Regions from separate parts of the Mus musculus genome. Here all the other regions are linked to region 5. A link is a loop called in an ENCODE intact Hi-C map of the cell type or tissue named here. Cell type or tissue: heart. All regions are shown on one strand.

Region 1 (5,000 bases), 190 kb before region 5:
GTCACCATAAGAAACTGCCATTTCTCATGACATTCTATTCTGCCTGGCACCATACCTTATCTTTGTCCCCAAGAGAATCCAGCACTTGTCACTCAGGGTGATGCCCAGTCCCATGCAGGTTAGGGGACAACTGTGTTCATGGCAAGGCCTGTAGGACTGGGCACAGAATGTCTCCCCCAAGTGAGCAGAGCTCAGGCTTCCCATAGGCCAAACCCACAAACACCGGAACCAATGGGGCACAGCTGTAAGTTCAAAATCTTTTCCCCAGCCCTGCCGGGTGCAAAGGGCCTCTATTGAGTTGGCCAATGGCCAATGGGCCTCTCAGACTATATGAATGGAGAGGGTCCTGTGGCCCTATTTAGAAAAAATTAGAGCCACAGACTGTCGGTCTCCAGCCGCGTCTGTGGTCTGCATAGCCCCCAGTTGGCTGATCTCCCTTCTATCTGGGACATTCTTCCAAAGGATTGATTTATGTGCAGCCATGGTCACTGGGAAGTGCCATCTGCCTATGCCACCACATGGGTCCAGCCTGCTCCATGCACTGAGAGAATGCTGAGGGACAGAGCTGGCACCTTCCTCAGGCGCAGTTTTCAGAGAGCCCATTTCAAGTCCAGCGAAGGCTCTAGGCAAGGCCCTGAGGTCTTACCCTCCATGATAACACTGTCAGCATGTGCCTAGCAGTACACACTTTCCTGCCCTCCTGCTCCTCAGGCATCCTTCCTGGTGCTGCTGGGCCTACCAGGAAGCCTCTTTTGGTGCCCAGAGGCTCCAGCCCATGCTGCTGGGCTGGTGAGCTTCCCTTTCTGGCACAGGCTGGTCCTCACACAAGTGGAAGTTCCTCATGGCTGCCACAGCCACCCTGAGAAGGTCACTAGTACTACAGAATAAGCTGGTGGGCAAGACAAGACTCTCCGGGAGAGCATGGCACCAAGCTGTAGGAGGGAAAGTGACAACAGGGACCTGCGGCAGGCTAGGGCACTTACCCAGCCAGAGAATAGTGGCTCAGGGAACTCTCTTTAGGGACTTTCCCTCACGCTGCTCTGGCCCATGCTATCTCCATCACCAGGGCATCAATACTGTCTTAGTGTCTTACTTTGGGAGTCACTCTGTGGCCTGAATCCCAGTCAGGCAGCATTGTGGACACTGGCTAGGTCCTGACATGATTCTCAGCTTGGGACCTGGCCAGCATCACTGTGGCTAGGACCACCGGTACATACTGCCATGCCTGGCTTCTGAGAATTGCAAGAATACGTCTGTGTTCCAAATTTTGTTTTCTTTGGTTTGTAAAAGGACTTAGCCACCTCTAAGTTTCCCCCACAAACTCCAAACTAAAAGCCCTGTGTCTCTCTAAAAGGAATCTCCAGCTTCCTTAGACAGAAATGGGTTCAGAAAAGCCCCTCTGGTCTGCCTTCCTGCTCTGGGCATTAGGGATCTGCTTTCACTGTCTGGCCAGATGGTGTCAGCCCATCTCTCTGGTGCTTTCTCTCAACTTGAGCTCAAATTTTTCCTATAGTCAGTGTTGGGATCCACCGTGGGGTGGGTCAATGGCTGTCCAGTAACAACCCGCAGGGGCAACCCAATCAGACTCCTCATTAGGCACCAAAGCCTGAAGCAGAAGCAGAAAGGTCCAGCCAACAGGCTGCAGGGATCTGAATCCCGGCTGTGTGTTCTCCCTCCTCAGGGCAGGGAGCAGCCCCATTGAGAAAGAGGCCTGGACCACAGAGTACCAGCCCCTAGGTCCAGGGGCTGTCATACAAGTGGGGTGTAGCCTCTTCATGGAGATTTGGTGTGTGCTCTCCGTGTTTCTCAGGACTCAAGCTGCCCGCCTTTCCTCACAGTATGACTACTGAGCATGCACCTCCCTTGGATCCCTAAATACCAAAGAGCCAAAGCCCATGTCTTCTTGGCCAAGGATAGGTCCAGGAAACCTTAAACACTTGAGACACTCTCTACATAGCTTTTCCCTGGGAAGCAGCAGGGACTCCTGTCCTCTGGGAAGGCATGGGGGTGCCTGGCAAGGACACAGAGCTACTTTCCTCCCTCAGCCTACAGGTTCCTATGACCCGAATAGGCTAAGAGCGTGGGACTCGGCCACTCCCCGGCTTGAGCCCTCCTGGACCCAACAGGTCTTGACAGGATTGCCTACCCTATTTCTCCATCTCCTGTAGCAAGAAGGTCCAGAAATGGGGCTGGAGGGTTTGATATAGGCCAGGCACCTTAGAGCCACCAGAGGGCGCTGCGGACCTTTCAGAGATAGACTGAGGCTGGAGCCAGTACGTGACCCTGGATGGATACCAGGCCTGTGTTCTTGAGGTGAGCCCTGACCCCAGTGGTAGAAGCAGTCCCCTAGGTTGGAGGACAAAGCTTACAGGGAACCCCACGCCACATGGGGTTATGGGAATAGAGGAGGGCCTAGGCTGGAAGGCTTTGGTAAGTCGAGAGGATTATCAGATTCCCCACCACACACACACACACACACACACACACACACTCCTTGGCAAGGGTGTGGCTTCCCAGCCTAGTGACCTATCATTGCAGGTCAGGGAAAGGGGCTCCCTCTCTCTTTCTGTGTCTCTTTAAGTAGAATATAAAGAAAAATAAATATATTTTCCTCTGGTCAACAGGACAGACCTTTTCTAAGATGTTTTGCTAAACCCAATGTTTTTCCAAGGGGAGTCTTTGAAATGACTCAGTGCCCTTAGTTTCCTGAGACTGAGAATTGGGGACACATGCTTGTACCACCCTGTCCTTCTCTACGGCTTGACCTCTGCTGCCTGGCTTCATGGGGAAGACCTAAGAGGCCACGATGAGCCAGGATGTTCATGGCTCCCCACAGGGACTCAGGCCTAAAGTGAAAAGCAAGTCTTTCTGCTAGTGCAGGATCATGTTACATACTGCTCATGTAAGAAATATTCATTTTTCTCAATTGGAGATATAATGCATACTCATTAAAGATGCGTTTAAAATAGACAAGATAGAAAAATTAAAACCACCCATAACATGACTCCTTGGAAAGGACCCCCGCATCCCTCTGTCCCCTGCCTTTGAATGCACAACTATCTCTGCGGCCAAGCAGTGGTAGACAGGGCCCACAAGCAGAGTGTGACTCAGGGAGTGACCATCCACAGCCATCCCTGAGATAAGGCACAGTCAGGATAGCACCTGACATGGGCCCCAGGAGCCTTTCCAGAGACAGAGCCATCCTTGCCTCAGCTGACCCCCTTCAGTCTGGTCCCCAGAGCCGTGCCATACACAGGCCTCTCTGGGCCATCGTCCTCCACTGCCCTGGCAAAGACTGGCCTCGAGAGAGACTACCCAAACAGCCATGAAGAGTCTAGGCCTGGGTGGAATCCTAGTTCCTCCACTCACCCGCACACCAGACCCGCACATGGACCCAGGGCTCAGTCCTCTGACTGGCATCCTGGCTGGGAGGACAAATGGCCCCTTGGCCCTGAACTAAGGTTTCATGTGTCCCTGGCCTCTTCCCATTGCCCTGGAGCGAGGTGGACACGCGTTCAGGAGCTTTTCGAGGAGAAGCAGCGGTGGCTTTTCTAGCAGAGGCACCAGTACAGTGTGCTTGGGCTGGGCGGGCCCACGGTGGCTCCGGGAGGTCACTGTGCATGGGGATTGGTTCCTGGCCTGTCTTTCTTAGCACGTCACATTGCGTGCTTATCAGTGGGAAGCTAATGGACTGTGGATGGGATGTCCAAGAGAAAAGCAGGATGGCGCCCAGGGCACCTCCCCTTTACCATTCCAAGAAGGCAGCCTCTCTATGTGCAGGCCGGGCAGCTCCCTACACAGCCCACACTTCTGTGTTGACCCTCTTACTCAGCTGACCTCTGAGGGGGCTATGGAAATGACAGTGACACACAAGACAAACGTGGGTTACAGAAGGGACAGGTGTGGCACTAATGAGGAAAGAGCCAAAGGTTAGGAAAGGGAAGCATGGCATGAAGCTCTGCACCCACCTGGCATCAGCTTCACTGTAGTACTCTCTTGCCACGATGTCTTCAAAGAGCTCCCCACCAGTGACCCTACAAGGAAAGCACATGGTCACCAATCCTGAAGATCCTCATCACCTGATACCCCATCACTGTCACCACCATTATCTATCATCACCACCGCCACCACTGTGAACACTGTCACACCACCACTGCCACCATAACCACCACAGCCATCACCATGACCACCACAGTCACCACCATCACCATGACCATCACAATCATTGCCATCACCACCACCATGGCCACCACAGTCACCACCATCACCATGATCACCACAGTCATCGCCATCACTGCCACCATGACCACCACAGTCATGGTCATCACTGTCACCATGACCACCACAGCCACTACTATCATCACCACCATGGCCACCACAGTCATTGCCATCACCATCACCATGACCACCACAGTCATCACCATCACCACCACCACATTTATCACCATCACCATGGCCACCACAGTCACCACCATCACCATGGCCACCACAGTCATCACCAGTACCACCACCATGACCACCACAGTAATCACCACCACTGCCATCATGACCACCACAGTCATTGCCACCACTGCCACCATGACCACCACAGTCATTAATTACCACCACTGCCACCATGACCACCACAGTCATTGCCATCACTGTCACCATGACCACCATAGCCACCACCATCACTGTCACCATGACTACCACAGTCATCACCATCACCACCACCATGACCACCACAGTCACCACCATCATCATGACCACCACAGTCATCGCCATCACTGTCACCATGGCCACCATAGCCACCACCATCACTGTCACCATGACCACCACAGTCATCACCATCACTGTCACCATGGTCACCACAGTCATCACCATCACCGTCACCACTTCCTCCATCACTGTTCTCATGCCATCTTCATTATATCACCATGACCATCACCATAGCTGCCATCATCACTAACACCTCATCATTGCTACTGCCACCAATGCTACTGTTACCTTCACCATTGTCA
Region 2 (5,000 bases), 70 kb before region 5:
CCCTAATGCTGAGAATTTGGCCCTGTCTTTACCGAGACTGAGGGGTGAAGAACCTTCAAGTAGGAAATCGGCTTTCTCTATTTCAGAAGACATTCTGAGGTGCTTACAGAATAACTGCTAAGCTGCTGGAAAGAAGAGAGCCTTTTATCTTTATCAATAATTATCATTACTGAGATCTACAGTAGTTAACTATTAGAACACCCCCTCCCCCAAACAAGGCTCTGTAACACACACATTATCATGACTATTTAAGATAAAGACAAATCCTCTAAGTCAGGGCTGTGGGAGGTAGATTCTCCTTCAGCTCCAAGCCCACCAACAGCAGGGAAGACCCAACACTGTCTGTACATCAGCTATTCCTAGTGGACCTTTGTACACCACAAGGACCAGACTCAAAATTACCACTAAGTCTACACAGATGCTCAACCCCATAGCTCCACAGACATAAGAAATGGAACACAGGACGAGTCTCTGGTCTGCCCCACAGGAGAGAGTGGATTACAGCCACCTGCCAGATGTAAGGGAAAGATTCACTTCCAGGTCTACAGTGGGAAGATGGGGTAGGGTTCATCCTCTTCCAGGTCCACCTGTGTACTTAGCAAATCTAGCAAAATTCATGATGAATCCAATCACTTTTTACCATTAGAAATATTTTATCTATATTTATTTTCACAGAACGTCCATTTACAGGAACATGCTCAAATTCTTCCAAAAAAAAAAAAAAAATCTCAAAGTTACTGAAGCAGTAAGGATCAAACTAAGGGCACTGTGCATACCAGAGAAGCAATACACTACTGCACTACACTCCAGGCTCTTTGTATGTGCCTGTGGTGCATGCACAAGTACAAGTGTGTGCACCCCTGTGTATAAGGAGAACAGAGGAGGACATTGGGTATTCTCCTCTATTGCTCACCACCCTATAAAGTGACCCTAGCTGGCCAGTGAGCTCCTGGGATCTGGCCCCACTCCACATTTAAGACATAAGCAACCACACCTGGTTTTGGCTATTGTTTGTTAAAACCAACCAACCAACCAACCAACCAACCCACCCACCCACCCACCCACCCCTACAGCACAAGTGTGGTCATCATGCTTACAAAGCAAGTGTTCTCGCCCACTACACCATCTCCCAAGCCCTTCAGTCCCCACCCCACCCCACATCCCCTTTTGAGACCTGCTTAAGGCTGGCATTGAATTCATAATTCCATGATTATCCTGTCCCTGAGAACTAGGATTAAAGGCATGCACCACCACAACAACCAGCTTTTAAAGTATCTATAACTAAAACACACACATTCCTCAGTCAGGTATGCATGTCAACTACCTAACTGGAGCAGTTGAGGGCTGTTGTACAGACAGCATGGGTTCAGCCATATCATATCACCAAGTAACACCAAAATGCATCACTCGTTTATGCTGGTAAAAGATGTCAGCCACCTTATTTTTAAAACAATTTTTTATTGTGAAATTACATAACACTTTTTTTTTCAAAAGTCAACAGTTCAATGGCAATTGGTACACCCATGATGGTATGCAACTAACCACATATGTATCCTGAAACATCACTCCAAAAAGAAGCCCTATAGCCAGATGTAATTACTCTTCATCTTACCATAATAAAATCTCCTAAATATCTTCCCTGACACCTCCGGCACAATTACTGATGCTTTTGTCTCATTGGATTTCACACAAGTGAAACCTTACATTGCTCTGTGTTGGCTCCTTTCACTTATTATAAGGTTTTTGAAGGTCATCAGTGTTGTGGCACATATCAGAACTTCATTCCTCTCCATGCTGAGGAGCATTCCACTGGATGAATTAACCACAGCCTGTTATCCATTCTCCCCCTTTTGGCTATGTGAATAATGCTGCTATGTGCAAGGGTTTCTGTTTTCCCTTCCTTTGGTATTTACCTAGGAATGGAATTGCTGGCTCACATGGTACTTTAGGTCTCAAGAAAGCACCAAATCGTTTCCCACTGGAGCTGGACTCCTTCCACATCCTGGTACTGCACAAGGAAAGGATCCAGCCCTCTACTCCCTCATGGATATTTAGTTTTGTTGTTGTTGTTTTGTTTTTGTCATAGCCATTTTCGAGGGTGCCGTAGCTTGTTATTCTTTTGCCTGGCTATACACAAGTATACATGGTTCAGTATTTTTCTCAGTGACCTCTGCCCTAAGGTTCAGGATGCTCTTGAATCTGGGGCAGGAGACCATACCAAAGGTTCTGTCATTTCCAAAGCTTCTGTGACTATTCTGAGTGGGCAGTCAAGGGTTAAGTGAGGCTGCAGTGTTAGTGACGGCTCATGAGTATCTTCCCCTACCTTGGCCTGGCCTCCTTTGTTTGCCACAAAGCTTCCTTGAAGCATTTCATGTGCTGTGCTGTCTGGCTCCTTACCCTCACAGCCAGGACCTAGCCTTGACTTTTTAAATACCTTCATGTCCCAGAAGTCTTAGCTGACACGTTCTTCTGAGCATCACTGACTTCCTTGGAGTAATACCCCTAGGGAACTCAGGTAAGACACTTTGGGCACTTAATCTTCCAAATAAACTACTTAAAGTGGTTAGAATACACTCAGGTCTCCGAGGGTAGGGTAGGGTATTCTTGATACTGAAGACAGAATCTGAGTTGTGTGAGAACAGAGGAAAAATGCTCATGGAAGAGATTTCAAGGGTTCCTGGCTAAAGACCACACCCTGGCAAAAGTAGTCCCATGGTTTGCTTAAATTAGCTGTTTTTGTTTTAACATTTTGTTACTTTGTAACAAGTCAGACTTGAGGAGGTGTAGTTTGCACACAGTAAAACTCACCCTGTTGCAATTTAGTCTCCTCCAGCCTCCACTACAACCCACCCACACCCAGGCCTTCCCTCCACTTCATTTTGCATTGCTCATCTTGCCATCCAGCTTGTCCAGGTCCAGGATGTCTTCCCCTGAACACCACAGCTTGTGGGCTTGTATACACGCTTCCTTTCTGGATCCTGTGGGCTATGATGCTTGGCAAGACTATCCCATGATGTAGGTGATCACTATCTGTCCATGGCCGTGTAGGTGTTCCTAGGGTTTGGTGGTTGGGTAGGAAGCTGTTGTAAAGATGTGTGCGTTTCCTCCTCTTGGGAGCACAGAGCAGGTCATTAGGGCTGCAATGTGGGCACACTGGCTATGTCCACCACCTGGCACTCATAGTAGCAGTGAGGCGTTCAGGGTCCCACAGCTCCTCCAAATTGAGCACTATGGGCTTCTTGGCAGCCACTCTCACAGGTATACAAGGCATCTCACTGTAATTTTGACTTTATTTCCCTAGTGATGCTGAGTTTCCTTGTATGTTTGTAACACTACTCATTTCTTATTTGCAAAAAACTTCAAATTTACACATTGCTGAAAGTACAGAGAGCCACACAGGCATTTAGCAACTGTCCTACTCTGTATGTGTTTGCATAAAACATAATAAATAATGCTTTTTTCTGAATCATTTAAGAGTAAGGACCACTGTGTTGGCCCTGTACCCTGACTTACTTTCTAAGACTAAGTAAGTCTTCTCAAGTAGCAGCCTGGCCTGCTTCCCTGGTCCTCTCTACTTCGCTAAGGACCCTGTCTAGTGTCTCCTGAGGAACCCAGGTGTGTATGTGGCCCACCTGCAGGTATCTTGCAAGAACATTCCCTCTCATTCCAGGCCTTCCCACACTGTCACATTAACACATAAGCATCAAGCTCTTAGGACCCTGTGAGGTCCCATCTCCCACTGACCTCTCCTTACTGACAGGGCATGGGCACTGCTAAAGACAGCACCTTCTGTTCAAGGAAACTGCTTGCTGCCTCCTGGCCACCACCTTTCTCAGTGGCTTAGAAAGTCACTCTGAACCGTTGGGGCAAAATGAGGTGGCCCTTTCCAAGGTCACTGTGACCTCACCATTTCCTGGATGCACTCTCATTTTCCAGGTCCTCCTTTACCTGCCTGGTCCCAGAACACAATAATTTCCCAGAGGGACCCCAGATTGTCACTGACTGAACAGTGCTCCCAAAATGTCCTCGCAGAAAAACTTCACCCTCGGTGTGAATAAACTTACCTCAGCATCCCCCGATCTGTGCCGATGACTCACCAGCATTTCTATCCCTTTCCTTCCTTAGTAACGGAACCTCATTTCTATTCAGGGAAGCACTGTGCCCAGTGAGGATGGCTTTACTCCTCGCAGCTGCCCGTGGGATTGAGTTTGGGCCAACGGGAATGTTGTGGGACGTTCCTTCCAGGAAGGCACCTTGGAACAAGGGCAGATAATGGGGTGAGATGACAGCATGGCGGGGGCACCTGCTCAGCTCGACACCCACTGTGGAGAGATGTGGGCAGCCTGACTCCTATGGGTATGCTGCAAGCCAGCTCGATATAAGCAGTCTCCTGATTTTCAATGTCATCAACTGCCTTTCTGAGCTTAAGAAATTAAAACAAAAACTAAGACGCTGCATAGGTCAGACAGGATACAGCCATGGATCTCACCCAGGGAGGCAGAATACAGCTATACTTGCAGAGTGGGGACAACACAATGATACAAAGCTATGTGCCACTTTCTTCCTACTATACAGGAGGAGGTGCTGAGGGCCCATCCACTGTTCAGCATAGTCCTGCTTTCATTTGGAACAAGCAGTCTTAGGTCACTGCCTTCTGCGTGATCTCCAAGCCTCAGCCTGGAGATAGCATTACACTACAGGTATAAGGGCTCACATTCCAGTATGTATAAAACCAAGGTTTGGGGCGCTTGCCAAAATGCTAAAATAATTTAATTTGTAGTTTCCATTCTGGATTAATGAACATGATCAGTAAGTGACCTGCAAGGACATCTTCATAGGCCAGGAAATGTTGTCACATCAGGAAAAGTGGCTTGCAACTCAGAGAAGGCCAACAACGGACCCTTTCATCCTTAAAAGAAAACTGGAGATGCCCAGACAAACTGGCAAGGAACATTAAGTAGTCCTGGGAGACAAGGGGTGTCGCTGCTGACGCAGCACTA
Region 3 (5,000 bases), 61 kb before region 5:
CTGCAGGAAGAAAGAGGAAACAAGTTAGTCCAAGATATGTGTGCTTCAATTTTCCTCTCCAGTGCCAGCATGCAGTCAGCCCTCACTAGCAGGGCTGCTATCACAGCAGAGTTGAGCCACAGACAAATCTAGTCAAACATACAGCCCCATTGTGTGTGTGTGGGGGTGGGTGGGGGAGGTGGGGGGGTGTCCTACTGACTGATATTCATTTGATTTTATTCATTTGGATTCATACCTCACTGTCATAGCCGCAAATTTTATTTAACCCATGCCTTGCCAGATGCTAGGTGAGATCTACTTGGTGAACTTAATAAACGCAGACTGGGACCTAGGAAAATTCACCATTTTCATTGTAATGTTCTCGGTTTTGCCTTTATCCATAGAAAAGTGGGCTCTTGGGAATGATGAGGACACTGAGGGGTGGAGGATACAAACGGAAAAGCTCATGGAGATAGAGTGCAAGCAGGAGTGGGGTGCTAAATACTCAAGAGATTAATTAAGTCTGCTCTAATTGCTATAGTTAAAGACCTCGCTGATTATCGGAAAGACCTGGACACAGGTCATCATAGCAGGCGCAAAACCTTGATGGGAGCTCTGCACACAGGTGACCTCACTTACCAAAACACACCTGCCGGGCTCAAGGCTCCAGAGGGAGCTCTCGGTGTTGATCTTGTGAGTGAGCTTCCCCTCCATGAGGACACGCTCTCCATTCTCTTCCACCATGGCCACTCGGATGGTGCCACTGCTAAGGGCCACAGAGACCTGAGAACACACCAGAAGAAAAATCATCTTGCTTGTGAAGGTGGCAGCTGTGCACACTTGGGCTCACCAAGCATCTCCATTCCAACCTAGTCCACATTCCAAGCAACCTGTCTTAGTCAGGGTTTCTATTCCTGCACAAACATCATGACCAAGAAGCAGTTGGGGAGGAAAGGGTTTATTCGGCTTACACTTCCATGCTGCTGTTCATCACCAAGGAAGTCAGGACTGGAACTCAAGCAGGTCAGGGAGCAGGAACTGATGCAGAGGCCATGGAGGGATGTTTCTTACTGGCTTGCTTCCCCTGGCTTGCTCAGCCTGCTCTCTTATAGAACCCAAGACTACCAGCCCAGGGATGGCACCACCCACAAGGGGCATTTCCCCCTTGATCACTAATTGAGAAAATGCCTTACAGCTGGATCTCATGGAGGCACTTCCCCAACTGAAGCTCCTTTCTCTGTGATAACCCCAGCTGTGTCAAGTTGACACACAAAACCAGCCAGTACACCACCTAAATCTATCAACTCCCTTAAGCGACTGCAGCAGAAAATGTTGGTGCATTTTCTAAGGGAGCTTCCAGCACACTTGACTTTCTACCCAAATCCTTTCCCTCTGTAGTGGCAGAGACTGGCTCTCGCTGGGGACGAGCAGAAGATACAGGAGTTGGGTGCTTCCTTCCATCTCCCCTGTGACTACCTAGATTTTCTCAGCTCAAAATTTTGGAGGAAATCCTCAATGTTGCTTCCTTTCCAGAAGGATCTCCTCTCCATCCTCCTCTCCAATGGGCACACAGACAACCAGTGACAAGAGCCCTCTCTCTGGCCCCTTAAGGCCCGGGACCACTGTGCCTAGAAAAGCTCAGCTGCCCATCCAAACTTTCTGGCGAAAGACAAATGTGCTTGGCCTCCTCTTCCCTACGTTGCTACAGAGAGTGTGACCATAGCTTGCTCTTTGTCCAGGATGTAAAACCAGTTCCTTCAGTTTTTGTCTGTTTTGTCTGTTTGACAGGGTCTTACTATGTATCCCTAACTGGTCTAGAACTCACTGCATAGATTAGGCTTGCCTTGAACTCACTAAGATCCTCCTGGCTCTGCTGCCTGAGTAGTGAGATTAAAGGCATGTGCCATAGTGCTTGGCCTTTTACTTGGTTCTTCATAAAATCAAGCCTCAGCCACCCTTTTCCCCTCAGGGCCTGCTCTGGGCAGGCAGGGACTATGTGTCTACTTTGCTATCATGGGTATACCTCTTCCTGCCCTGAATGTATGTCTCCACAATGGACTGGGAAGTGCTGGGAAAAGGTTAACTCTAACAACCCTGACCCTAACAACCCTAACCCTAACCGTAAGCTCAATAATTAGAAAAGAAAATATAATTTGTATTTGTTTCACTTCTCTTATTTTAAAAAGACTTATTAGCAAGGCAGTGGCTCATGCCTTTAATCCCAGCACTTGGGAGGCAGAGGCAGGTAGATTTCCGACTTCAAGGCCAGCCTCGTCTACAGAGCTGAGTTCCAAGACAGTCAAGGCTACACAGAGAAACCCTGTCTGGAAACCCTTGCCCCTGCCCCCAAAGACTTACTATTTCAAGTGTATCAATGCATGTGCGTGTACTATATGCACATAGATGCCTGTGAATGCCAGAAGGCACTGGAGCCCCTATACGCGGTGTCACAGGTGGCTGTGAGCCACCTGATGCGGATGCAGGGGAATGAACCCAGGTGCTCTACAAGAGTAGTAAGCGTCCTTAAACATCAAGTGATCTGTCTAAGCTGCATTCATTCTTTTTTGGCGTATTTGCTCAGATGTTAACTAGCTGCACTTCCTTAATCTGAAAACTTTGCACTATAGGTGTCAACCTGTATTTGTATAATGCACATACTAATCAGACTTTGGGGACAATTCAAATTCTTTTTCTAATAGGTGTATGAAGTTAAAATTCAGAGACTACCTGGTAGATGCTAATTAAGTGCTTCATTTTAGATGTGGGAGGGGGTGCTTTTAATTTTCTGTGAGTCAAGTACTATTTGCTAATGATTTCTAATAGTAAAACCTGAGTAGTTTTGTGTATATGTGTGTAAAATGGTAAGTGTATAACTGTGTGAATGTGTGTGCCTGCATGTGAAAGCCAGAGACAATTTTGAATATCATTTTTCAGGCACCCATAGACCTTGTTTTTGAGCCAGTGTCTCTTGCTGGCCGGGAACTTGATAACTGGGCTAGGCTGGCTGGCCAGCCAGCAAGCCCCAGGAATCTGCCTGTCTCTGTTTCTCTAACTCAGGCATTGCTAGCACTTGCCATCATACCTGGGTTTTTGGCCTTTTTATGAGGGTTCTAAGGATTGAACTTGGGCCCTCATATTTGCATGGTAAGCATTTTACCAATGAGCTATCTCCCCAGCCCCTAAATGCATTTTAAATATTCATCAACAAAAAACTGAGCCCCCCCCCCCAAAGATGATTCAGTGATTAAGGCCCAGATTAGATTTTCAGCATCTGCCCCCATATGGCAGTTTATAACCATCTGTAACTCCAGTCTCACCCAGGGGATCGAACCTCCCCTTCTAGCCTCCTTGGGTACCAGGCATGCATATGATACAAGCATACATGCAAGTAAAATATAAAAAGTAATAAAAATGAGGGGAGAAGAGTTTGGAAGATTTCTTTTATTAAAAAGGGGTGAGGGGGCTAACCATAAATGATGATGATGCATGCTTGGGGGAGGAGGTATTAGAAGGACTGCCCCAAAGGAAACATGGCCCTAGGAAGACCAGCTGTTACATGGTACTTGCCACAGCTACACCACCAGGTTCAAGTACAGACTCGGGGAGGCATCTTCTCATGGGACTTCAGAGACACTGTCTTGGGACTTCTCATGGGACTTGTGGCACTGTCACCCCCTCTCTATATTTACTGTTAACCTGGATGGTCTTGCTGATTATAGTTTAGGCTCACTGTCCACCTTCTAACAGCCAGAGACATAAGCAAATGTGGCATGGCTCATTCCTGATAATCATGACAAATATTGGCCAAATTAATCTAACCATGAATTTCTACTTGCAAACAAGACCTAATACAGTCTTGGTACTTCCCAAGTACAAACTCACCTTAACTAACTCACAATAGTTTTATACAACATGCTCATTTTCAAATTTGGGCATGATTCTAACAGGAACTAACCAGTGTAATGAAATAAATCCCCAAAGGAGGCACCAAGGACAGAAAGACATGGTGAAGGGAAGAATGGATGGCGTGTCCAGTACATCTGTGAAGACAGACAGAAAGAATGACACATGGCATAGATGCCATAGGCCTGGAGTCATCGTGTGCTGGCAGTTAGAGGCTCTGGCTAGGAGAAGGCAGGCATAGAAACAGAGCATGTGTGAGAACAGCTTAGAGCCAGCCCAGGGAACAGCTGGATCTGCAGAAGCAGCCTGCTTCAGAGACTGACCATCATTCTGAGGAGCTGGTGTGATGGCCACACTCTAGGTAAATACTAACTCCTCAAACACAGAAACCACCAAGGCAAACCTGTCAATTCACTCAGTTGACACATGGTGAAATGATAGACCTTTGAAATGCAACAAGGAAAACCATTCATAAAGTCCCACACTCAAGACCATGTGGGAAGATACTAAGCATCAACAGGAAAAATAAATCTTGTAGGGAAATGAGAGTTCTATGTTATGAAAAATGCAATTGGTGAGATGACTCAGCAGTTAAGAGCACACAACTGCATTTCTGAAGGTCCTGAGTTCAAATCCCAGCAACCACATGGTGGCTCATAACCATCTGTAATGAGATCTGACTCCCTCTTCTAGAGTGTCTGAAGACAGCTACAGTGTACTTATGTATAATAAATAAATAAATCTAAAAAAAAAAAGAAAAATGCAACATGAAGGAAAAAGCTAAAAAGCAAAACAAAAGATGATAGACTTAATCAGGAGAAAATGTATTTAAATAGTTCCATTTTATAACTTTGCAGAAATCTAAGCAGATATAAAAAATTATAGAACCAAGAAATTTTAAAAAGAACTAAAATCATGGGCTGGCAAGATGGCTCAGTGGGTAAGAGCACTGACTGCTCTTCCAAAGGTCCTGAGTTCAAGTCCCAGCAACGACATGGTGGCTCACAACCACTTGTAATGACATCTGACGTCCTCTTCTGGTGCGTCTTAAGTCAGCTACAGTGAACTTATATATAATAAATCTCTGGGGTGGAACGAGCAGGGACTGAGCAAGCGGG
Region 4 (5,000 bases), 74 kb after region 5:
CAAGGAGATGGGGTGTCCAAAGCTGCTTCCTCAAAGTACAGTCTGTCCACACACTGAGCACCAGAATGTGCCCACAAACAGAGCAGAAAGCCCACTCCATCCAGGCCAGGATGCCCAATTCAGTGTCCTCAGGCTCAGGCAACCTCAAGAAGGCTTTGCTGCGGGCTTAGGTTTCTTTCCCCTGTGCTTAAAGTCACGCAGTGGGTTCTGGGCCTTCACCTTCTACAAGAGCAGAAGTCGAAAGTTAGTTTGATGAATCAGTCAGATGGTCCCAACAGACATGAGCAGTGCTGACACCTGACCAAATCCCTGTGCCACAAGCCAGAAACTGCTAGCTGCTGCAGACGTGAGGGAGGCTACTGTGGGCAGACACAGGGCCTTCAGGCAGCTGTGCGAATACCACAAACCCACCCCCATTCCTGGGAGTCCCATCCCTCCCTCAGCTGCTGAAGATGCAGGGCATGGTGGGAAGGAGCACTGCTTCTGTGCCAGGCATCGTGGGAGACGTACCTTAGCCTTCCTAGAGAAGGGCACCTTTCTCCGTTTCTTTCGAGGATGTACAAGGCCACGAAGAGCAGCAGGAACTGGAAGAGATGCTGGGCCTCAGGGATGGCCTCACCCCTACTTCAGCTACACAGTTCTCTCTATAGCGTGAGACCTGGCTTTCAGTGCTGGCCACTCCCTTCTCAGCATTACTCTGTACACTTACAGCACAGACTCCAATTCAGTCTAGCAGTGGTGGTGCACACATTTAATCCCAGTAATCAGGAGGCAGAGGCAGGAGGGTTTGAGTTCAAGGCCAGCCTGGTCAATAGAGTGAGTTCCAGAACTGCCAGGGCTAAACAGAGAAACCCTGTCTCAAAAAAACATAAAGTGGCACAGTGGTTAAGAGCAATGACTGCTCTTCTGAAGATCCCGAATTCAAATCCCAGCAACCACATGGTGGCTCACAACCATCTGTAATGGGATCTGGTGCCCTCTTCTGGTGTGTCTCAAGACAGCTACAGTGTATTACATATAATAAATAATCTTAAAAAACAAAGCAACAACAAAAACCCATAAAGTGGGGCCGGGGGAGGGGGCTGAAGGGAAGAGTATCCAATACTCAATTACTTGTTATATGTGCGCAAACAGAAGATTAAAGTTAGTTCCATAGGCTCCCACTGTCTAAATCATGTCTGTAGTGATTACATTTAATGCAAAGCACACATAACAAGAGAAGCTATGGCATATTCATAGCAGAGTGTGTACACGGCACAGAGAAAGGGAGGGAGGGAGGGAAGAAACGCCTACAAGGGTGAGGCATTTAAAAAGAGAGAAGTCAGAGGGTGGGTTCTCTTTGTGCTGCTCCTGAACTGCAAATTCTCTAGTCCCTATTACTGCTCCTCCCGTTCCCTCTGTATTCCACCCCAACTTCACAAGATCTTGGGCCTAGCCTCAGAGCAGGCACCTCAACAGGATAGGCCACATCTAACATGTCAGACCTTCCCGGATCTTGCAAACTTCCTGGCTCACTCTTAGTGAGTGACTTTGCTCTTAGTAGGTGCTTTAGGCCAAAGGGAGCCTCCTAGCATTTCTGACACAGACCAAGGGTGGGGTCATCTCCAGCTCACTATCCCTTAGAAGCCTGCCTGCAGCCCTAGGTCTGGTGTCATCTTTCCTGGGCCCTTTCACACTCAAACCTTGTCGGCCCTGGTATGTCTCTCCCATACCTTCCTGTCACCTGTTTTGTTTTGTTTTGGTTTTTTGAGACAGGGTTTTTCTACATAGCCCTTGTGGCTGTAGAACTCCATCTGTAGACCAGGCTGGCCTCAAACTCACAAAGATCTGCCCGTCTCTGCCTCCTGGGTGTTAGCATTAAAGGCGTGTACCACAACTGCCCAGCCCTTCTGTCACTTCCAAAGCAGCAACATCACATTAGCAAACTGACTCCATTACAGGCAGGTAGGATCAGGAATGATGGAGAGCCTACGCTAACTGGCCGGCCACCGTCTTATCAACTCTTCTTTGTTTATTGTAAGCATGGAAGGCAGGGATACTCACTGCCAAAAATACCCCACACTACACATCCAAAGGGAAAGCCCAGAGCCTTCCTGAGTTGTGAAGGACCAGCTAGCTTGAACAGATACCTTCCCTCCCTCAGCACCGTGTGCCCCCCTCATCTGCCCCTACCCTCAAACCACAGTGGTTTCAGCTTGGTGCCTGCCAATCTAGAGTATTCCCCAGCACAAGGTCCTGAGTCAGGACTCTCCCTCAAATGTGCTCAGCATCCTGAGAACACGGGAAGCCAGTCACTGGCTCATTTTCCTACTCAACCAAACCCTGGAATATGCCACCAACTCTGCACAACCAGTTTCCTCATCTCCACAATGCAACCCAGTTATGATGAGATAGACGGGTGGAACACAGCTGCACGAGCTGGTACATGGAGCATGGTTGCTCGTGCTCACGTACTCTGAACTGCCTGGTCTCTAGTGCCCTCACACACAAGCTGTCCCAGCACCAAGCACAGGAGCTGGTGGAAGATGGCCAAGAGCGAGGCTCTGTCCTCCAGACTTCTGACCCTCAGCCACACTCACCCAAATAGTCAGGGACATGGCCCAAATGAGGCTTCACCACTGCCGGGTGCAAGGGCAGATCATGGCGAAGTAGCTGAAGGTCTCTGGGGTTGTCTTCAAAGTATGTCTAACGGACAGAGAGCACAAGATTTAAAATGCACAAAAAGCGTCACAGTGAAGTGAAGTTTGCCTACCACTTTGTTCTTCATCCTCCTTGACAGCAACTGCCTAGGACGAACCAGGACAAGCTTCTCATGGCTTGCACAGTTGCCCTCTGCTGGCCAAGCAAGGCACTGCATGCTGTAGCATATCCAGACAATGCTACCTCCAGGAAATCTGTCTACTCTGGAGGTCCCTTCTCACACACCAGAGTTTCACAATGTGGGGCAGCTAGAGCCTTTATTCACGCACTGATGCTAGACTAGAGTCTCCAAAATGGGTACAAGGATATACCCTGTACAAGGACATGTCTGTTTACTTCTCTAAGACACAAACATAGGCACTCTGAATCACTTAAGCTTAGTTATCTTCTTACAGACTGTTCTTCATCAACACCAACAGCCTCTCCACACTCTTCCATGTCTTTGTAACAGCTAGGTATGGCTTGTACATTCTAAGAACCCTAGTATGGACCTTACAGGGCTTCCAAATAATGTTGTAATGATTCTAATAGTATTCCCAATAATGTTGTTCACACATACACTATGTATGCTCATTTATAATTAACCGAGTGCACACTGTGAAGTGTGTCTACCACCCTCCCAGCAGGACAGCTGTCTTTCAACTGGTTTCCTACCTCTCCCTGCCAAAGGCCAGCAAACCATTCAGCTGTCCGCTCTCACCTTGAGCTCCAAGCCCTCACCTTGAGCTTCTCTGAGTGCAGAAGCTCCTCCTTGATCTCCTTCAGTCTCGCCTCTCGAATGGCCTGCTTGGTCACTGAGCGCATGGCATCCTGTGGGTAGACCAGGGGTGAGACGGCCTTAGACCCGCGTGTTCATCGATGGGGTATAATCCCTGGGTCACAGCTCACTCCACAACATCCCTCCTCCCCACCTTTGTCAAGCTTACCCTGCAGCGATAACGAAAGCTTTCAATCTCCTCCATCTGGAACTGGTATGGAAGCAGGATGGGGGCCTCGCCCTCTGGGGAGAAGGCAGTTGTGAAGGTTGAGGGCAGGGCCCATGTAAGGCCTTCCCCTGGTAGCCTCCTGCTCCTCTTCTCTGAAATGAGGCTGTACCATGAGACTCAGCATCACTGTCTTTGAGTCTAAAAGCAGCTCCCAAAACACTTAGGTTAGGGGTGTGTGCTTCAGCCCGGTGTGCCTGTCATCAGCCTCAGGCTCACAACCCACCACCCACAAGACTCCTCATGATGATGGCTGCTGCCTGCAACAGGGCACACGTCACCCACTCAAAGCAACTGAGTCCAGACAGAGCAGAGTATTTAATTAACTCCTGACTATGAAGCAGTCAGTGAACATGGCAGAGTATTACTTTAGTCACTATATGAAAGGACATAGTGTCTGTCATCGGGGAAAGATGATAATGGACAGTGGTAGAAGTCTGCTATCACTCCAGGTTTCTCAGCATTTTACACAGAGCCTCATTATATAACCCAGGGTGGCCTCCAACTAGCTATGTAGCCTGGGCTGACCTAGAACTCTCTTCCCACCTCAGGCTCCAGTGCTGGGAGCCTGCTATATATAAGGCTTCCTCCTCTCATTTGTCTTGGATTTAGAAAAAGATTTATTTATTTTACTTTTTTTGTGTTTTGCCTGTATGCACATATGTATACTGCCTACATGCCTGGTGCCTGCAGATGCCAAGAGGGTGCTAGAGTTACAGATGTCTGTGAACTGTCAAACAGGTGCTAGGAACTAAACCTGGGTCCTCTAAAAGAGCAGCAAGTGGGGCTGGAGAGACAGCTCAGAGGTTAAGACTGCTCTTCCAGAGGTCCTGAGTTCAATTCCCAGTACCCACATGGTGGCTCACAACCATCTGTAATGGGATCCAGTGCCCTCTTCTGGTGTGTCTGAAGACAGCTTCAGTGTACTCACATACATACATACATACATACATACATCTTAAAAACAGGAAAGAGCAGCAAGTGTTCAGCCACAGATCAACCTCTCAAGCCCCATTCTTTGATTTAAAAATAGAAAAAAAAAAAAAAAGTTCTTACTATGTATCCCAGCCTAGCCTCAAACTGTCAGTCAGCCATCCTGTCTCACCCCTGTGCTCTGCAATGAAAGATGTGCAGTACCATACTAGACACTGGAGTTGCTCGCCAGGTGAGCTGGGAGAAGCCCGGCTCCTAGACTCGCAGTCATACCACGGGCTCTTACCTCCACTCAGAAGGTCCTCAATCTTTCCCAAGAAAGGCTGTTCCGCGGGCAACACAAAGGTCAGAACTATGCCTGGGTTGTTGGCTCGAGCTGTCCTG
Region 5 (5,000 bases):
GCTGAAAACACTAAGATGAAATATTATGAGGCAGATCGTTTCAAAATAACAGAAGACAGGGGAGAAGGCCAGACAGTGAGGCTGTCGGGAGTCCTGCACTCTTATGCCCACTGTGACTTCTACTTCAAATTCTACCTAACAAACGCTTTATGAAAAAAAGCAATCTTGCACTCGCAACACACATGCGTGTGTGCGTGCGCGCGCGTGTATGTGTCTGAACACATTTTTTTTTTCAGGTTACTTTTACCTCCACCCCAAGACCCTTCTGATACAGCTTCAATATCAAAAAACCACAAGCTACTGTTTCCTAAAAACAAAGCCTGCTAAGTCTCACTGTGATATTTAAAAACAAAACAAAAAACAAATAAGCTGCCAAATTTTTAAAAAAATGAAAAGCAAAACCAACACCAACAACATTATACCTGCAATCCTAGTACCAGAAAAGCCAGTGAGGCTAGACAACAGGTTCCTAGCTCAAGAGTAACTTATCAAGCGCCTGCTAGAAAGCCAAGTCTTCCTAGTGTGATTTAATCAGGCCCTCATGGCTGGTGTCTGAGCTTCCTTTTAAAGCAGCAATTTCAAGGTGAGTTTGTCTGCAAGATGAAACAGCAGGAAAGCTCCACAGAGTGCAGAATCTAAGGTGACACGTGAACGCCCCTCGCCTCCTAGTGTTCCACTTACTCTCTAGATTTCTACCTCTTAGCACATGCTACGCAGCACCCACCCTTGTCCAAGGACAAGAGTCACTCCAGGCCTGTTATACCCATCAGTGTGCAGAAGAACTCAAAAGTGCAAAAAAGAATGCTGGAAATTCTCCTTATACTGTTCAACAAAATAGAAAGGCATAATATAATGCAAAATAGAAAGTTTACAAATGAGCCAGGCGTGGTGGCGCACGCCTTTAATCCCAGCACTCGGGAGGCAGAGGCAGGAGGATTTCTGAGTTGGAGGCCAGTCTGGTCTACAAAGTGAGTTCCAGGACAGCCAGGGCTATACAGAGACACCCTGTCTCGAAAAAGAGAAAAGAAAAAGAAAAAAAAAAAAGAAAGTTTACAAATACACATATTTAAGTGTATGGGTATGTTTACATACATAGGGATAACTACAGAAAATATCCCAAAATTTAGTGAGGATAGTAAGATTTTCCTCTTTTACAACTTATCTGTTTTCCAAATATTGCATGAGCATTACCCAAAAGAAAAGCAAGTTTCTCTTTTTAGGACAAACACAGTAGTAATAATAGCTAGCCACTGACTGAGTGACACCCTACCAGGAACCATGCTAAGTGGGTGGGTCTTCAGCATTCACTGTCTTCAATCCTCATGACAACCTACATGGAGTGACTTCTGACTACGCCACCATGACTTGACCAAGGAACTACCAATGATGGACACCTGAGAAAGGCCTAAACCACCAAATGGAGAACTATATAAAACTAAACCAAAAGACCAGATTTTCCAGGTAGTGAGTGCACTCAGACTGCCTCTGACAAAGGCCTTGGTCTGACAGCCTGCCTAAGAAGCATCAATGACACAAACGCCACCAAGGCATCAGTGCTACAGAATCAATGTCAACGTTCTCCTGAAACACCTATGCTGAAGCCGTCCTCCAAGGTGAGGCTTAACTGCAGCTGGGCTCCCTGGGAGACGGTCAGGTCACGAGGGCCGAGCAGTCACTAATGAGGCTTAACAGACTGATAAGCAAGGAGCCAAGAAGCTCATCAATATGACAAATCAGAAAGAAGACTGAGGTCGACCAGCCACAGCGCACATGGCTATACCGCTAGGAGGTAAAAGCAGTAAGATCAGGAGGAGTTCAAACCATACTCGGCTAAACAGTGAGCTTGAGGCCAGTCTGAAGCCAGACCCAGTTTTCAAAGGAAAAGAAAAAGGAAAAAAGAGAAGTGTGGGGGGGGGGGGGTGATTACAACAATAAAAACCGCTGGTAACAGAGCCTAGTGGAGCACTTATGTAGCATACACCAGCACTGCACAAGACATGGTATACTGTCAGGAACCTCTTCCAAATGATGCAATTCTCTTCCCAGGAAATGCCTAGGTCCCTGTAACACCTAGGCACAAAGGACACACTGCCAAAACTATGAAAACACACTAATACTGATGGCTTCCTTTAGTGCCATACTCAAGTAAGCGAAGCAGCTCATACGCCATGCAGTCCATGAAGCCCTCCCCTCACACTGCCCCACTCTACTACTAGCACAGGCAGGGGAAATCAACACAACAGCATGGGGTCACTCATCCAAGAATAAAAAACGCACTTGGTCCTAGCACCTAGTATCTAGGTGATAACTGATACTCCTTTTGACTGTTTTGTTGTGGGTTTGGGGGTGGGGGCCATCTTGGTTTTGTCTACCCAGTTATGGTTTTTCTCTTTTGTCTTTGTCTTTTTGAAGATGAGGGTTTCCTCTCGAGTCCAAACCAGCCCGAAACACCGTGGCTGGGTGATAATTGATATTCTTATTACGACTTTTTCCCCCTTCCTTCCTTTATAAAGGGCTCTACTCATGATTTATATAAGAAAAACAGAGCTGCCACATGCTGTCAAGAGCCTTTCATCTGCATTTCCAGACCTAGCCACTTTTCCAATGCCTTCAGCACCACCTGCAGGTGGAGAGCCTGAACTGCAGGTGCTCTGATAGCTTGCTTGGCTGTGAGTGCTGGGATGAAGCCAAGAGGTCTTACATACCAAGCAGACGATGTAAAAAGAGCTGATGACTGGCAGGAGACGGTGAAAGCTGTTATGTTCCTTCTTTCCACAAGTACTAGCCATGCTCACAGACATTGGTCACTGACCAACTACAACACAGACACTAAGACAAAGTGTCTACTATGGACAGCTCCCAAGCCTATACAAGTAAGATGTGCTTTACAGTCTTGCATAAGCAGCACGTTTTTTTTGTACCTAAATAGGTGGAAATTAAGTGGGTGTTTCAAGCACCCAGGTACTTCTCTGTTCCCTTTGTTTCTTCTTCTCCTCGTTCCTTAAGTGGACTTTTACTGTGGTGCCCAGTCTGACTGGTCTTAAACTTGCAAGCAATTTTTCCACCACAGCCTCTCCTGTGCCACCACCATGCCAGGCTCAGACTGGAAGACTTCTGACAGCAGGCTGAAACAACAAGACTTAGAGCAACTGGGGCCTATTAGTAAGGGAGATAGCAACAGGGTGACAGCAGATATCCTTCAACTATACCCCTCAGTCACCTCAAAAATACTGTCCCTGTAGCTTTGGGTGAACTCTACATCATTACACATAGGTAAAATATATGCTGCAGCCAGCCATGATGGTACACACCTGCAATTCCAGTATTGGGAGGGTGGAGGCAGGAGGATCACACAAGGTTAAAAACAGCCTAGGCTACACAGCAAGACCCTGTCTCCAAAGCAAAAGCAAAATAAGAAAAATGTTAAAATAATTCTTAAAAAAATCTGCCCACAAAATGACTCAGCTGGTAGGGCACTTGTCACTAAACCTGGTGGCCTAAGCTTAGTCCCAGCACCCACACGATGTAAGGAAAGAACATACACACAAAAATAAATATAATGTTTTAAAGATATTACCATAAAGCTTATTTTAAGGCAAAGCACTGGTAACAACGCAGGGCCCGAGGCTAGGAAGGAAGAAGCACAGTGCAGCCTGGCCAACACAAACGTCTCTCCCATGGCTGTGAGGATTACACAAGACTATCTGAAAGAAGTCATAACTATTCCAAAGGAGAGTTCATTGCTCTGTTCCAAAGACACAAAATGATTGCTTCTCAGCATTTTGGCTGTGATGATGAAGTGTTAAACACAGACAAAAAATATGAAGTTTAATAACCAGGCACACAGTTAATACCTTTAATCCCAGCAAGGAGAGACAAAGGCAGACAGATCTTTGTATTTCAGACCAGCCTAGTCTACATAGCAAGTTCCAAGCCAGCCAGGATTACACAGTGAGAACCTGTATCAAAAAACAAACAAAGGCAGAAACAACAAAAACTCCAAAAAACAGTATACTATATACACTAATAAACAACTTGTAGGAAAAAATGGATGCGCAAAGTATAAATACATTATCATCTTGTCTTTCTTTCCCCCAGCACTTATGCCAAATTTTGTTAGGCATGTCAAGGGACTTCACCGAAGAGGAACACCTGTCAATGCTGTGTAGAGTCAGCAATGCTTCTCTAACACAGGCCATTAGAAACAGCAGTCAAACACGGGGGTGCAGGAAGAAAGCAGCATCAAAGACAGGCATGGTAGCACACACCTGTAATCGCAGAGCTTGAGATAGAAAGAGTCAGGAGTTCAAGGCCATCCTGGGCCATAAGATCAGACTTAAAAAACCAAAGGAGGAAAAAAGAAAAAGAGAAATCGGTGTTCCAAGCCTCAGGTCCTGGGCAACTGACTGCAGAGTCCTCACAAGGACAGGTGCTTGAGTAGAGACAGTCACCATAAGATTCTTCAATTATTCAACTGACAAAATGACAAATCTTCACATCTAGCATGGAGAGCTAATTGGTGGAAGAACTCTGGGATCCAGAGCTCCAAGTGGAACAAAGAAAAGAACAGCGTTTGACATTCCATTTTCAGATGCACAGAAACTGCAGCTATAGACTGACTAATGCTTCAACTTGTAATTGATTCGTGGCTCAACTACTGAAAGGTTAGATGTTGCATTTCTAAGCACTGGATAGTAGAAGTCTAACCTGAACAGCAGGTAAAAATGTTGGTTTCGGAGTCGCATGCAAATCTTCACTCTATACTTACTGCTATGGTAGCATTCTGACTGGCACAATAAGCCAGAATGCAGCTCACTGGTTTAAGAATTTAAAGTAGAGTCCCTACAATAAGGTAGCAATTCTAGTCCATTACTCAAATCAAAAACAAATTTCCACCTTTTTTTTAAAGAAATGTATTTTTTAAAAAGTAAAACAAAATTCTTCATTGTGTTATTTAAAAAGGTAAATATAAAAAATGAGGAGTTGGCCAGACACTATTG

What was found. Peaks named below come from ENCODE experiments on the same cell type or tissue, not always from the same donor. Only the 100,000 strongest peaks of a DNase experiment are listed, where the experiment ranks them.
Region 1: a loop joins it to region 5, with 6 times the contacts of the local background. A loop is called at or near these places in 40 of 42 quality-filtered maps.
Region 2: it touches region 5 in a loop (2.2-fold over the local background); 11 of 42 quality-filtered maps call a loop at or near these places.
Region 3: it touches region 5 in a loop (2.1-fold over the local background); 11 of 42 quality-filtered maps call a loop at or near these places.
Region 4: a loop joins it to region 5, with 2.5 times the contacts of the local background. A loop is called at or near these places in 5 of 42 quality-filtered maps.

What each region holds. Positions count from the first base shown.
Region 1 is chr11:5,993,915-5,998,914 of GRCm38, forward strand. Camk2b (calcium/calmodulin-dependent protein kinase II, beta) reads right to left here. Exons shown (of 21, transcript NM_007595.5): 5 at 3,969-4,034. Among named protein-coding and RNA genes, the nearest start is that of Ykt6, 41 kb to the left of the region's middle. In heart, a CTCF peak has its summit at 2,213 (motif pointing right); a DNase peak (open chromatin) is centred at 2,237; H3K27ac peaks cover 1,813 bases; H3K27me3 peaks cover 963 bases.
Region 2 is chr11:6,115,270-6,120,269 of GRCm38, forward strand. The region is part of intron 4 of Nudcd3 (NudC domain containing 3); the gene reads right to left. Among named protein-coding and RNA genes, the nearest start is that of Gm46269, 29 kb to the left of the region's middle. In heart, no CTCF peak of the experiment used is centred here; no DNase peak of the experiment used is centred here.
Region 3 is chr11:6,124,800-6,129,799 of GRCm38, forward strand. It overlaps Nudcd3 (NudC domain containing 3), which reads right to left. Exons shown (of 6, transcript NM_173748.5): 4 at 619-762. Among named protein-coding and RNA genes, the nearest start is that of Gm46269, 39 kb to the left of the region's middle. In heart, no CTCF peak of the experiment used is centred here; no DNase peak of the experiment used is centred here.
Region 4 is chr11:6,259,037-6,264,036 of GRCm38, forward strand. Ddx56 (DEAD box helicase 56) reads right to left here. Exons shown (of 14, transcript NM_026538.3): 9 at 4,903-4,997; 10 at 3,627-3,700; 11 at 3,421-3,510; 12 at 2,580-2,685; 13 at 511-584; 14 at 1-222. The coding sequence ends at 145. Among named protein-coding and RNA genes, the nearest start is that of Ddx56, 6.2 kb to the right of the region's middle. In heart, no CTCF peak of the experiment used is centred here; a DNase peak (open chromatin) is centred at 2,585.
Region 5 is chr11:6,185,378-6,190,377 of GRCm38, forward strand. The region is part of intron 2 of Nudcd3 (NudC domain containing 3); the gene reads right to left. Among named protein-coding and RNA genes, the nearest start is that of Nudcd3, 13 kb to the right of the region's middle. In heart, no CTCF peak of the experiment used is centred here; a DNase peak (open chromatin) is centred at 2,634.